2 separate regions of the Homo sapiens genome follow, and region 1 is linked to region 2. A link is an interaction called in ENCODE POLR2A ChIA-PET data of the cell type or tissue named here. Cell type or tissue: OCI-LY7. All regions are shown on one strand. Each heading gives the region's core, and the rest is flanking DNA. Links, peaks and the distances in the headings are about the cores only. Region 1 overlaps ACTN1-DT (ACTN1 divergent transcript). Region 2 has its middle 73 kb from the start of ZFP36L1.

Region 1 (6,846 bases), core at 1,712-5,711, 120 kb after region 2:
ATTGAATTTGGAGTGCTCTTAGAATGTCCAGATTCCATAGACCAGCAGGCAGTTTGACTGCATAGCCCTGACCTCAGGCAAAACAGAGTTGAGAGTCATCTGCATATGGATGATATTAACACCAGGAGACCACCCATGAAGAATGCCCAGGTGGACATGAGAAGAGGGCAGAACCCTGGAGAACAACACTTAGAAAGGGACAGCAAAGAACAAGAACCCCTGAAGGAGACAAAGAAAATGGTCATCCAGGAACGAGGAGGGCCTGGAGTATATGACGTTGAGGAGGTCAAAGGAGTAAGGTTTCAAAGTAAGAGGAATTGGCAATATCAGATATATTCAAAAAGTCTGGAAAATAAGGCCTAAACAGTGTTCTTGGATATGACAGTTGAAAATTCACTGGTGACCTTGGCCAATGGAATTTTGGCAGAGTGGCAAAAGCTGTAAGTTTAAAGAGACATTAGGAGTGAATAAATGGAGACTGAATATAGAGGGGAAAAAGAAGTAGCTAAAGGGGCAATAGCTAGACGCAAGTACTGAGATCAAAGGAAGATTTCTTTTAAAACTGGAAAATGTGAGCTGTTTGAAAAGAAGAATTCAGTTAAGAGGAAAAAGTTGAAAATGTAAGCTAAAGAAAGTTAAGGGAGCCAGGTGGAGTGGCTCACGCCTGTAATCCCAGAACTTTGGACGGCCAAGGCAGGTGGATCGCTTGAACTCAGGAGTTCGAAACCAGCCTGGGTGACATGGTAAAAACCTATCTCTACCAAAAATACTAAAAATTAGCCGGGCGTGGTGGAGTGCACCTGTGGTCCCAGCTACTTGGAAGACTGAGGTGGGAAGATTGCTAGAGCCTGGGAAGTCTAGGCTGCAATGAGCCACGATTGGGCCACTGCACTCCAGCCTGGGTGACAGAGCCAGACACTGTCTAGAAAAAAAAAAGGAAAGTTGAGGGATAGCACAAAGTTCTTGAGGAGATAGGACCATATGGGTTCAAGGACACAGGCTAAGGGATGGGCCATTGAACAAGAAGAAAGACCCTCATCTGGCTGGGTGAGGTGGCTCATGCCTGTAATCCCAGCATTTTGGACGGCCAAGGCAAGCGGATCACTTGAGCCCAGGAGTTCAAAACCAGCCTGGCCAACATGGTGAAACCCCATCTCTACTAAAAATACAAAAATTAGCCAGATATGGTGGTTTACACCTGTTGTCTCAGCTACTTGGGAGGTTGAGGTGGCAGATCGCTTGAGCCCAGGAGGCAGAGGTTGCAGTGAGCTGAGATCGTACCACTGCACCCCAGCCTGGGTGACAGAGCGAGACTCGGTCTCAAAAAAAAAAGAAAAGAAAAAAAAAAAAAGAAAAGAAAGACCCTCATCTGAGCCTGAGGAAAGAAAAGGGGGAGTTATGATGCGTGAGGATGCCCACAGTGTGTGGGAAGACGGTAAGGAAGTAAGTTGAAACAATAACTGATGAACTTATCTTCTCAATAAGGGAGGTCCTGAGATGGACCAAGGTAACAGACTGACCCATCTTCTCACTCATGGCCACCACCCTGTGAAATGATACTGGGGACTTTAGTCTCAGTATAAGACAACCTTTACTAAATACAAAAAATTAGCCAAGCATGGTGGCGCATGCCTGTAATCCCAGCTACTCGGGAGGCTGAAGCAGGAAAATCACTTGAACCCAGGAGGTGGAGGTTGTGGTGAGCTGAGATCACACCATTGCACTCCAGCCTGGGCAACAAGAGTGAAACTCCATCTCAAAAAAAAAAAAAAAAAGAACTGGATTGACACATGAGGTGACATAAAGAAGGGAGAGTGCCAGCCCCATGCCTGGCATGCAGCAGGCCACCTCAATGCTCATGAATTTCTTTTCCACCCTGCTATGGGTGACTGACCATGTGAGGCCCTGTGGGGAGACATAGACACGTAGGATCTGCAAGATTCTGGAAACTAAAAGCACTATGGACCTCCCACCTAGATATCTGGCCATTGCCTTCCTTGTATCCTGAGTTCTTCTCTAACCTTACAGCCTAATGGTGATAGGCTCCTATGAGCTCTTCCTAAGAGCCCAGGGCATGGTAGTCATTAGAGTGTTTGTAGAATGCTAGAAGGAGGTAGGAAATAAATCACTATAGTTTTTTGGGTTTTGGGCTTGGGAAATCAGAAACCTCAGTTTTGTCCCCAGTCCCAGTAGCAATATAGTTAATAGACTCCTCTTCCCCAAACGCCCATAGCATACCATTTGTAACTAAGAGAGTATACTTTGCTTTATTTTAGTCCTTTGTCCATTTTTTCTCTCACACTGCCTTTATGAAGCCTCAACCCTGTTCTTTCCCCCACTCAGTGTAACACAGGGCCTAGGACACAATAAGTGTTCCAGTTCAATATTCATGAAATGAAAAATGGCATTAGCCAAATTCCATCTCACTGCCTGTTTCTCCATCAATCCATGGGAGGCTTGGGGAGGCCAGTCCTTTGCCATGGTCCACACAAGCATTTCCCAAATTCTTGGGCCTCCTGAGAAGCTCATGAAGCCCATGGTGGTGAAATTGAGTTGGCTGTCCCTACTCCGATGCCCCAGCCAGCAGCACTCAGCCATCACCCACCAGGATGAATTCCTCCACACCAGCTTCTGCTTCACTGGAACAGTTTGCCCTAGGGTCAATTCCTCTCTCTCCCACCAGAGACCAGTGAGGCAGGGCAGGAGACACTCAGCAGTTTCCCTCGTGCGGGATCTCTAATAAGAGGCTGGCAGAAAAGTTCCTGTGCTTCCCATCCTCTGCCCAGCTCTAGGGTCTCAGGTGAGAGAATATCTGGCCTGTCTGGTTCACTCTTTTTTTTTTTTTTTTTTTTGATAGAGTTTCACTCTTGTTGCCCATGCTGGAGTGCAATGGCATGATCTCAGCTCACTGCAACCTCTGCCTCAAGCAATTCTCCTGTCTCAGCCTCCCAAATAGCTGGGATTACAGGCATGTGCCACCACACCAGCTAATTTCTTTCTTTTTTTTTTTTTAAGTAGAGATGGGGTTTCACCATATTGGTCAGGCTGGTCTCGAACTCCTGACTTCAGGTGATACACCCTCCTCGGCCTCCCAAAGTGCTGGGATTACAAGCACACACCACCGCGCCAGGCCAGGTACACTCTTTTCCCTAGTGATCAGGCATATTTATCTCCCCCAGATACCCAGGGTAAACCAACCTGGACCATCAGAAATCTCTACCTTAGATGGCTACCTTGAGGTCAGCTCTGGGAGCAGAGCTAGTCAGGCTTGAGAGCTGCCCAGCCTGGGCCCTCCAAGGAGGGCTGGGAGCTCTTCCCCATCTGTCTCTTGTTCCCAGCAAAAATCAGAGCAACACACCCAAATCACAGCTGAGAATGTGAAGACCTAAATAAACGGAAAGCTGATTTATTATGTTCACAGATTGGAAGAATCAGTAACCCCCAATTTGATGCCTAACCCTCCACCTCCCCCACAACACAGCATTGGCCTTACCAATTACAGCAGCCACTAGCTGAAAAGCCACTCTGTCCAGATCATTTCCATGGAAATGATGGGATAGCTTTCAGGGGCAGATATCCTTATGTGAGAAGCAGGACAAGGCAAGGAGACCTGAGCTCGCTGGGCTTCAGTTTACTTATCTGCAAAATGACAGGGCTGGATTCACCAGACAGTCTTTAAGCTCCTGGTAATAAAGTTCTGAGCACTGTTCTAAGAATGTCTTTCTGCAACTCCTCCTTTTTATCTCCAGTGAGAGGATGATTTGAATCTTCTGAAACAATGTTTCTCTATCTTGAATACTAAGCAAGTTCCTTTTGAAAGGATACAAATCCTCACAAAGTTACTTAATTTTTATTTTAATGTTCCTTAAATGTGTATGAACATAAAACTAGGCACAACACTTCTTAACATTTGGGGTTTACAATCAACTACAAAATGAAAACAAGCTTACAAATTCTATTTAAAAGAAACTATAAAACCAGTAAGATTCAAATTAGCCACACTAATTTAAATGTAACTGTTGCTATTTGCTGAAACAAAATTGCTACTCCCAGCATGATTTAATTCTGACTGTGATCAAGCAGGTGGTTCTTTCTGCGTTGGGGATGCCTATATCACCACGTGCCAGGCAATGACTCAATTCTCCTACCACTTTCTCTATTTGAACTACTGCATCAGGGCATCATTTAACCTTCACTTGATTGGAACACACTGTAATGAATCAAGTTCCCTCTGCTGTTTTCTCATTAGCACTGAACAATTAAAGTTAAAAAAAAATTTTTTTTTGATCTTTGTACCAACAGGATCCTTTGCTCAAATTTCAATGTCCTTATCTATAACACAGAGAGAATCACCTCCATCCCACCTACCTCACAGGATGGCTGTGCACATTCATTCATTCAGTCAACTATTTTTTATTGAGTATCTACTATGTGCCAGACACTGTTTTGCCACAGATGATGTAGCAGTGACCAGAATGGATACAAGTCCCTACCTCATGGAACTTACATTTCAACTGGGAGAGCCTGGTAAGAAAATAAAGAAGTAAAATAATATGATAGTGTTAAGCTCTAAGGAAAGAATGTATATATAAAGCAGAGAAGGGGAATTGAGAATTTGGGGAGAGGTAGAGGGAGGTTACATATTTTAAATGGGGTGTTCAGGGAAGGTTTGTTGAGTAGGTAACATTGAAGACCTAAAGGGGTGAGAAAACATGAGCATTCCAGGAGCAGCCAAGAGGTCACAGTAGCTAGCAAGAAATAATGCACATGAGACACACACTGAAAAGTACAATGCAAATGTGGGTCTAATAGATAACTGCTGTTTTGCTGCCCAGCAACCATTTCCCCCTCCTGGCAACCATACCTTGATATTCCTCTGGGAGGGCACTTCCCCTGCTCCAATCCCTGGGCTTCAGGGAGAGTTGACCCCACCCCTAGTCAACAGGGCTGGGCAAATGACAGGCCTAGCCAATCAGAGCACACGATTGGCTTAGGGCATGGGACCCAGTCTGAATGAAGGACACACAATGAAACTTTTTTTTTTCCTTTGAGGCAGGGTCTCTGTCTTGTCTTTGAGGGTCTGTCACCCAAGCTGGAGTGCAGTGGTGCTATTATGGCTCACTGCAGCCTTGACTCCCTGGGCTCAAACAATCCTACCACCTCAGCCTCCCGAGTAGCTGGGATTACAGGCATGCACCACCATGCCCAGCTTATTTATTTATTTATTTATTTGTTTGTTTGTTTAGAGACAGAGTCTCACTCCGACACCCAGGTTAGAGTGCAGTTGTGCCATCTCAGCTCACTGCAACCTCCACCTCCTGAATTCAAGCGATTCTCCTGCCTCAGCCTCTGAGTAGCTGGGATTACAGACATGTACCAACATGCCCAGCTAATTTTTTGTGTGTTTTTAGTAGAGACAGGGTTTCACCATGTTGGCCAGACTGGTCTCAAACTCTTTATTATTATTAATTTTTTTTTTTTTGAGACTTTTCTCCTCCAAGATCCTCCCTCTCTTCATGTAAGGTGAAGGGGTGGAATTGCTACAGTCCTACCAAGCAATGCTCAGTGAGATCTGAGATGACTCTAGACAGGAAAGGGCAGTCCAAACTCCTGTGGGGCCTAGTAACTGTTCAGGAGCCCAGAGCCCAGGGCCCCACTCCACCTGGCATGCTGCATGCTTGGTGACCAAGGCAGGCCTCTGCCCTGAACTGAGTGAGTGCCTACTCTCTGTGGCTGGTCCAGCCTCTCAGGGTGGAGAGTCCTGCACTCAAAAAGATGCTGAGATGAGCTTTTACACCATGGGACTTACCCTGCACATATTCAAGTTAAATTTCAGCTGCCATCCTTGCCTGAGTCCCAGAGGAGATCAGTTTCATCTGGAGTTTCTCATAGGCCGCCCCCCACACCTTGGCCTTGGCCAGCTGAAAAGTGTTTAGATCAATAGCAAGCCTCATCAACTCTTTTCCACCCCCAACCCTTACTAAGTGCATCAGACAACAGAAGCCCCAGGGCTGACCTTTGCAGCATCCATTGTCATAGCAGTTATTACAGACACAAATAATAGGTAGTATAATAATCTGTGGTTAAATGTCCTTTAACCAGAGGGCTCAGAGCACTCTGGGAACATTACCTCATGCCCCTCCTGACACTCCTGCCCACATGCCTTTTCTTCAAGACCCTCAAGTCCCTCTTCCAGCCTCCTGCCTTCTGGAAAGCCCTCCTCCACATTTCCTCTAACTCCATCTCAGCACAGCTTAACAGCATGGTTCCCAGGTCTTACCCAGGAGCTGCCCTGAGTGACAGCCTCATGGAGGAAGTTGTTCAGGTCTCAAAGATCTTCTTATCTCCCACCATGGCCTATAATCCTGAGCATGTCCCATCACTGACCTATTTTCTATATGCTCAGAAGCAAGAATTATTAACAGTGGATGTGTTGAAGTGTTTTCAACTACTAAAAATGGGGGAAATAAGATAAATATAATTTTGAAGCTGGTAAGGGGCTTGCTGCAGTTGTCGGTCCTCCCCATTTCTGGTTGGCCACAGGTGCAATTTGCAGACATCATCTGCAAATAAAAGCTTTCTTACAAAATTCTTTCCCTTAAGGTACATGTAAACTTGGTTTGTTGGATGCTGCTATTCGTTTCTTTCTTGCTTTCTTTCTTCTGCTTCTTTCTTCCTTTCTTTCCTTCCTCCCTTTTTTCCATCATCTAAAAATCAGAATTCCTTTGAGCTGGAGCTGAAAAAAAAGAATGAATGAATGAATAAATAAATAAGAAAAAAGAAAGAAAAATCAGATTACATTTGCTGTCATACCAGAACTACCCAGTCTATGGCCAAGAAAAAGTT
Region 2 (5,844 bases), core at 191-4,190:
TTTTTTTTTTTTTTTTTTTTTTTAGACAGAGTGTCGCTCTGTTGCCCAGGCTGGAGTGCAATGGCGCAATCTCGGCTCACTACACTCTCCGCCTCCTGGGTTCAAGCAGTTCTCCTTCCTCAGTCTCCTGAGTAGCTGGGACTACAGGCGCATGCAACCACGCCTGGCTAATTTTTGTAGTTTTAGTAGAGATGGGGTTTCACCATATTGGTCAGCCTGGTCTCGAACTCCTGACCTCAGGTGACCCACCCACTTCGGCCTCCCACAGTTCTGGGATTACAGGCATGAGCCACCGCACCCAGCCTAAGTTCTATAAAATATTAATACAACCTATAAAATATAACCTATATAACCTATAGAGAGATGTTTTCCTTAAAGAACTGTTTTCTCATTGTCTTGAATCATAAAATGAGAATTTTGTTTCTAAACCTGGGGTCCCCTACAGGCACCGAGGTCTCCACAGGTGACCCCTGCTGTGCCACATGCCTGCATGCCTGGACCCCCACTCCTGCAGGCACACAGGAGCTTCCTGTTCTCCCGCTTGGTCCGTGGGGGCTGCCAATGAAGAACAAGGGGGCAGCTGAAGGAGAGGTGGCAGCTCCTTCCCAAGCCCTTGGTGCCCCCTCCTTACCGCAGAAGCAGGAATGGTTTCTTTACCTGTGGGTCTAAGTGTTCCAGTGCTGTTTGAGGACCTGGTGTGGGGCTCCTTCCCAGCCCATCTCAAAGGTCTAGAGCGGGACTTCCAGGTGAAGTCACTGTCCCCAGGTAGGTCCCAGAGAGTGGGCTGTGTCCTAGTTTGGGACACCCCAAAGCACGCACTAGATGAGGGTTCTAGCACCAGTGGTTTACGTGGGAGGTGCAGGGGATGGAAATGAGGAAGAGACTCAGGGAAGGGGGACTTAACAGTGAAGCTGTGCTATGAGCTCAGCACCGCATGGGCATCTGCACTGAATCCCATGGGAGAAAGAAGCGCCAAGAAACAGTCTAAAACACGTGCCTCAGAATCATCCCATCCAAGTGTGAGGGAGCTGAGGGCCTCAGACACCCACCCTGAGGGCTGAGGGCTGCTCTTGGTGGCTGCTTCTTCAGTAGCCTGCTCCATCCACAGGCAGAGTGGTCTTCTGCAGTTCTGGGAGGAAAGCCCCAGGCACACAGATGCAGGTACACACAGGTGGAAGTTTGCTGGAACAAACTGAAGGGTGGGACAGGCACGGGCGGGGTGGTGACAACTGCTGCTAGAGGCTACCTTCACCTCTGACTCAGGTGCTGGCTGCCTATTGTCCCAACAGCGCTTCTCCTGGATCCGGGCTGGGAGCCCACTCCTCCCCATGCTCATAGATGTCTGTCCTGTCTCTCGACCGGCATCTGCCTCTGGAGAAGCCCACGCCCTATATGAGTTTTGGGGGCAGGCAGAAAGGGTTTCTGTTGCTTGTGATAAGGAGCCCTGACATACTGGCCAGGCCATTCTGAATTCAGGTGGCCTGGGTGGGACCGCACCCGCCACCCTAGGGTGAGCATACAACCCAAGCTAGGCCTCAAACAGTAAGTGTAGAAAGTAAAAAGTTTCCTCTTCAAAGTTTTCCTTCTTGTTAAAAAATAAATCATGTTAGAAATAATAGTTTATTTTAAAGACTAACTTCCTTCAAGCCTCCTTGCTTTGTGCTATTAACTCTTTGTTAAGCCCTATCCTATGTAGCTGCTAGATATAAAGGAATAAGTGCATTCTATTTCCTTATACTTTAACCAAAATACTTGTGCTAGACATGCTCACAGGCACGTAATACAGTCTATGTCCTTGTACTTTAACCAAGATATTTGTGCCGGACGTGCTCACAGGCATGTCCCAGCTCTTAGCCTATGCCCCTTCCCTATTTGGCATAAGCAACTTCCTCTTTTCCTTTGTTCTCCCTTGCCTTTACCTATTTAGAAAAGTTTTAAATTATTAGCCTGTTGGGTTTTAGTTTAGATTGTGAGATCTGGCTCCAGCCAATGGAGACAGGACACAGTAGCAGGGACAAGCTGTGTAAAGGATAAAAATTGCTTCCCTCCTTTGTTCAGGTGTGCTCCCACCATTGTTCCATCTGCAAGGAGCACCGTTTCTGCAGAAAGTAAAATTGCCTTGCTGAGAAAACTTCTTGTCTGAATGCTAATTTTTCCTTGTGGTGCCGAGGAACAAGCATTCTATTTCTGAATAAACATTTTACATATAACAATAAGCAAAACCCACTGTCCTGGCTGGGGCCACTATGTTGCCTGCCTCCAGCTGGGGTCACTCCTTTTTCTCTCTGCCAGACTTGCAATCACAAGGTGGGGAAGCTGGAGCTGCTGGAAGTCATTTTGCTGCCTTGGAGAGAGACACTTTTGAGAATGGGGTCCAGCCAGAGAAGCTAGGCCCTGCTGGCATTTGAGCCTCTGCCTCAGCCACCTGGAAAGTCAGCATTACCTCTGAACACTTCAGTTATTTGAGCCAGTAACTTATCCGGGGGGGGGCGGGGGATGGAATCTCGCTCTGTTGCCCAGGCTGGAGTGCAGTGGCTTGGCCTCAGCTCACTGCAACCTCTGCCTCATGGGTTCAAGTGATTCTCCTGCCTCAGCCTCCTGAGTAGCTAGGGTTACAGCTAGGATTACAGGTGCCTGCCACCACACCTGGCTAATTTTTTGTATTTTTAGTAGAGATGGGGTTTCACCATGTTGGCTAGGCTGGTCTTGAATTCTTGACCTTGTAATCCACCCGCCTCAGCCTCCCAAAGCGCTGGGATTACAGGCGTGAGCCACCGCGCCTGGCCCCCCCTATCCTTTTACAAGTGCTCACAAGCCATCTTTCAAATAGCTTGTTTCCAGAAGCCAGCTTCCCCAGCTATTGGAGTTTGCAAAATTTCTCTTGCATTGTTGGTTGGAAAAGTAGGACTTAAGGAGATTTCTAGACAAGAAGCATGATTAGAAATGGAAGATGCTACAGAGTGCAATTAGAAAGTATATCTTAAGGTAATCTGTGATAAGAGGGGATTTTTATATTGCCTTTTTTAAGTTGACATTAAAATATATTATTATTTGACCAGGTTTGTCTTTTGAAGACTTCTCTACTGATAGGCACTTCTGCAACAAATTTGCATAATTTGATATAAATATTTTGTAATTATTCTTAAAGGCCAATCAATGGGTATTTATGATGGCTCATAATAAATATACAATAGTATATATTACATAATATATATTAATTGATGGGTTGCATTTTTTTCTTTGAGCTTATACAATGTTTTAGAAACAGTCTACTTTTTATAAATATCAAATGGATATTCCTGTGTGTTGCATTTGCTAAAGAGTCAACAGTTAAGAATCTGTTTATCTATGTCAGATTGTGTCCATTCAGAATACAGAATCCCCTGCATAAAACTAACATGTTTTGCTGAAGTACTTGTTAATTTGGCTCTAAAATATTTATTCTTTTTCTAACTTACAGCATTTATTTTAAAAAGATTAATCCCTTCATTCACTTATCCAAGGCTCTTTTGTAGCTCAAAAAATTACCATAAAGGGAAAGAAAGCCCTCTGGCCTTCTACTACAATTACTTTAGAGTAGGAGTCAGAAAACTTTTTCTGTAATGGATCAAACAGTAAATACTGTAGGCTTTGCAAGCCATACATGCCCTGCTGCATCTACTCAACTCTGCAGCTATAGAGCAAAAACAACCTAGACAATAGTGAATGAATGGGTGTGGCCATATTTGACTCATGGTTGTAGTTTGCCTACCCTTGCTTTAGTGTAACTAAATTAACACTGTTCATATAAAATATCCAGTAAGATAAATAATAATTTAGTGCTTAAAAGAAAGTTATAGAACCTTTTACTTTTAGAGTCCTTTAGGAAAAGCATCATGTATTGCTTGGGAAGTATTCTCTATTTTAAATATTAAATACAGTTTAACACACAAGAATATCCAACTTGATATTTATAAAAAGTAGACTGTTTCTAAAACATTGTATAAGCTCAAAGAAAAAAAATGCAACTGTATTTAAATTTTAAATACAGTTTCATTCTTTTATTACCCTGAGATATTTATTAAGAAGGGGTAATCTGGAGTCTAGTACATAAAACATCTTTGGGTATATACACTTTGTAAATAGGAAGTGATATTACTTCTAGCATTCTAAGAACCCCAGCTCCCAAATAATGACTCTCGGGTAATAAGCAAGTACCTGTAGCATGCCTCCAATATATTGACTGTTAAAGGGCAGTAAGTTCTCCCTGGCAGTGACTGCAGAAATTGAAAGTTATATTTTCATATCTAGCCTAGGGATGAAATCATCCAGAATTTTTCTTTGCAGCAAGTAAGGTGGTTGGTGAAAACTCAAAACATGGATTATCAGGTGAGCTCTCTGTATAGGTAGTTGGATCTAAAGTTTATAGAACCATTTCAGCCATTTTCTCAGCTGGGGTGCTGCAGAATTCAACTGTCGATGGAATCTTTTTTTGATAGTTAATGCCAACGTTTCGCAGAAGATGAGAATTTGCTGCTTTTGCCAACTTGTGATTTGTTAATGCCAGCTCTGCTGTGCTGTGGGGTTGTACATTAGGGGAGTAAAGTTGCCCTCTTCCCCACTGCAAGGAGACTAAGAGCTCCTCCAATAATTTCTGGGTAGCTATCATTTCCTGAAGAAACTGTTCCCATTCACTTAGGAGATCCTGTATGGCCCCACGTGCATCACGTTTTTGACGTCATCCCAGTACTGTGGGAGGCTGAAGCAGAAGGATCACTTGAGGCCAGGAGTTCGAGACCAGCCTGGCCAACATGGCAAAACCCCAACTCTACTAAAAATACAAAAATTAGCCAGGCGTGGTGATGGGTGCCTGTAATCCCAGCTACTTGGGAGGCTGAGGCACAAGAATCGCTTGAACCCGGGAGGCAGAGGTTGCAGTGAGCTGAGATTGCACCACTGCACTCCAGCCTGGGCAACAAAGCAAGACTCCATCTCAAAAAAAAAAAAAAAAAAAGAAAAACAAAACTGCTCTTGATGCTCTTGACTTGGTTAACTCATCTGCCATTACCCTGCTTGCAAGGAATTTACTTTGCCATGTATCACACTGTATTGACATACGTTCTGTTTGGAAAGCTGAGCTGTATTTCAACCTAGGGCTTCATTTTCTAAAATAAGCTGATTTTTCTCAAGGACTAGACATTCAAAGTGATACTGAAGATCATCCCCAACAGAAGCCATCAGCAACTTTTTAATCTCATGATTTACCTCCTTCTGTATACAGAGCTGGTTTCAAAGACCTTCTTTGTCCTGTAGTAACCTTCTTTCATAATTCTTGAGCTTTTCTTTTTTTTTTTTTTTTTTGAGACGGAGTCTTGCTCTGTTGCCTAGGCTGGAGTGCAGTGGCACAATCTCGGCTCACTGCAACCTCCGCCTCCCAGGTGCAAGCGATTCTTCTGCCTCAGCCTCCCGAGTAGCTGGGACTACAGGCACGCACCACCACACCCGGCTAATTTTTGTATTTTTAGTAGAGACAGAGTTTCATCATATTGGCCAGGCTGGTCTCAAACTCCTGACCTCGTGATCCACCTGCCTCAGCCTCCCAAAGTGCTGGGGTTAAAGGCGTGAGCCAGCCTCCAATACATTCTTTACTCTGAGAGTTCCTTATTAGGTTCTGTAAACTCCCTCTGACTAAGGAATTCTCCTTTATGATGTCCCAGAGACATCATAATTTTGTTGGAGCTATCATGTGTTATTGTATTTTTATATTTTTGTTGGAGCTATCATAAGTTATAGTAGCTTTGGGATATAATCTTTTTTTTTTTTTTTCTTTTTTGAGACAGAGTTTTGCTCTTGTTGCCCAGGCTG

Evidence for each region. Peaks named below come from ENCODE experiments on the same cell type or tissue, not always from the same donor. Only the 100,000 strongest peaks of a DNase experiment are listed, where the experiment ranks them.
Region 1: POLR2A ChIA-PET joins it to region 2 with 5 read pairs; 5 of 35 experiments call an interaction of 5 or more read pairs at or near these places.

Annotation. Positions count from the first base shown.
Region 1 is chr14:68,983,002-68,989,847 of GRCh38, forward strand. ACTN1-DT (ACTN1 divergent transcript) reads left to right here. Exons shown (of 4, transcript NR_073422.1): 3 at 2,684-2,800; 4 at 4,344-4,462. Among named protein-coding and RNA genes, the nearest start is that of ACTN1-DT, 6.7 kb to the left of the region's middle. In OCI-LY7, for the core only: no CTCF peak of the experiment used is centred there; no DNase peak of the experiment used is centred there.
Region 2 is chr14:68,863,631-68,869,474 of GRCh38, forward strand. It overlaps the pseudogene BLZF2P. Among named protein-coding and RNA genes, the nearest start is that of ZFP36L1, 73 kb to the left of the region's middle. In OCI-LY7, for the core only: no CTCF peak of the experiment used is centred there; a DNase peak (open chromatin) is centred at 2,121.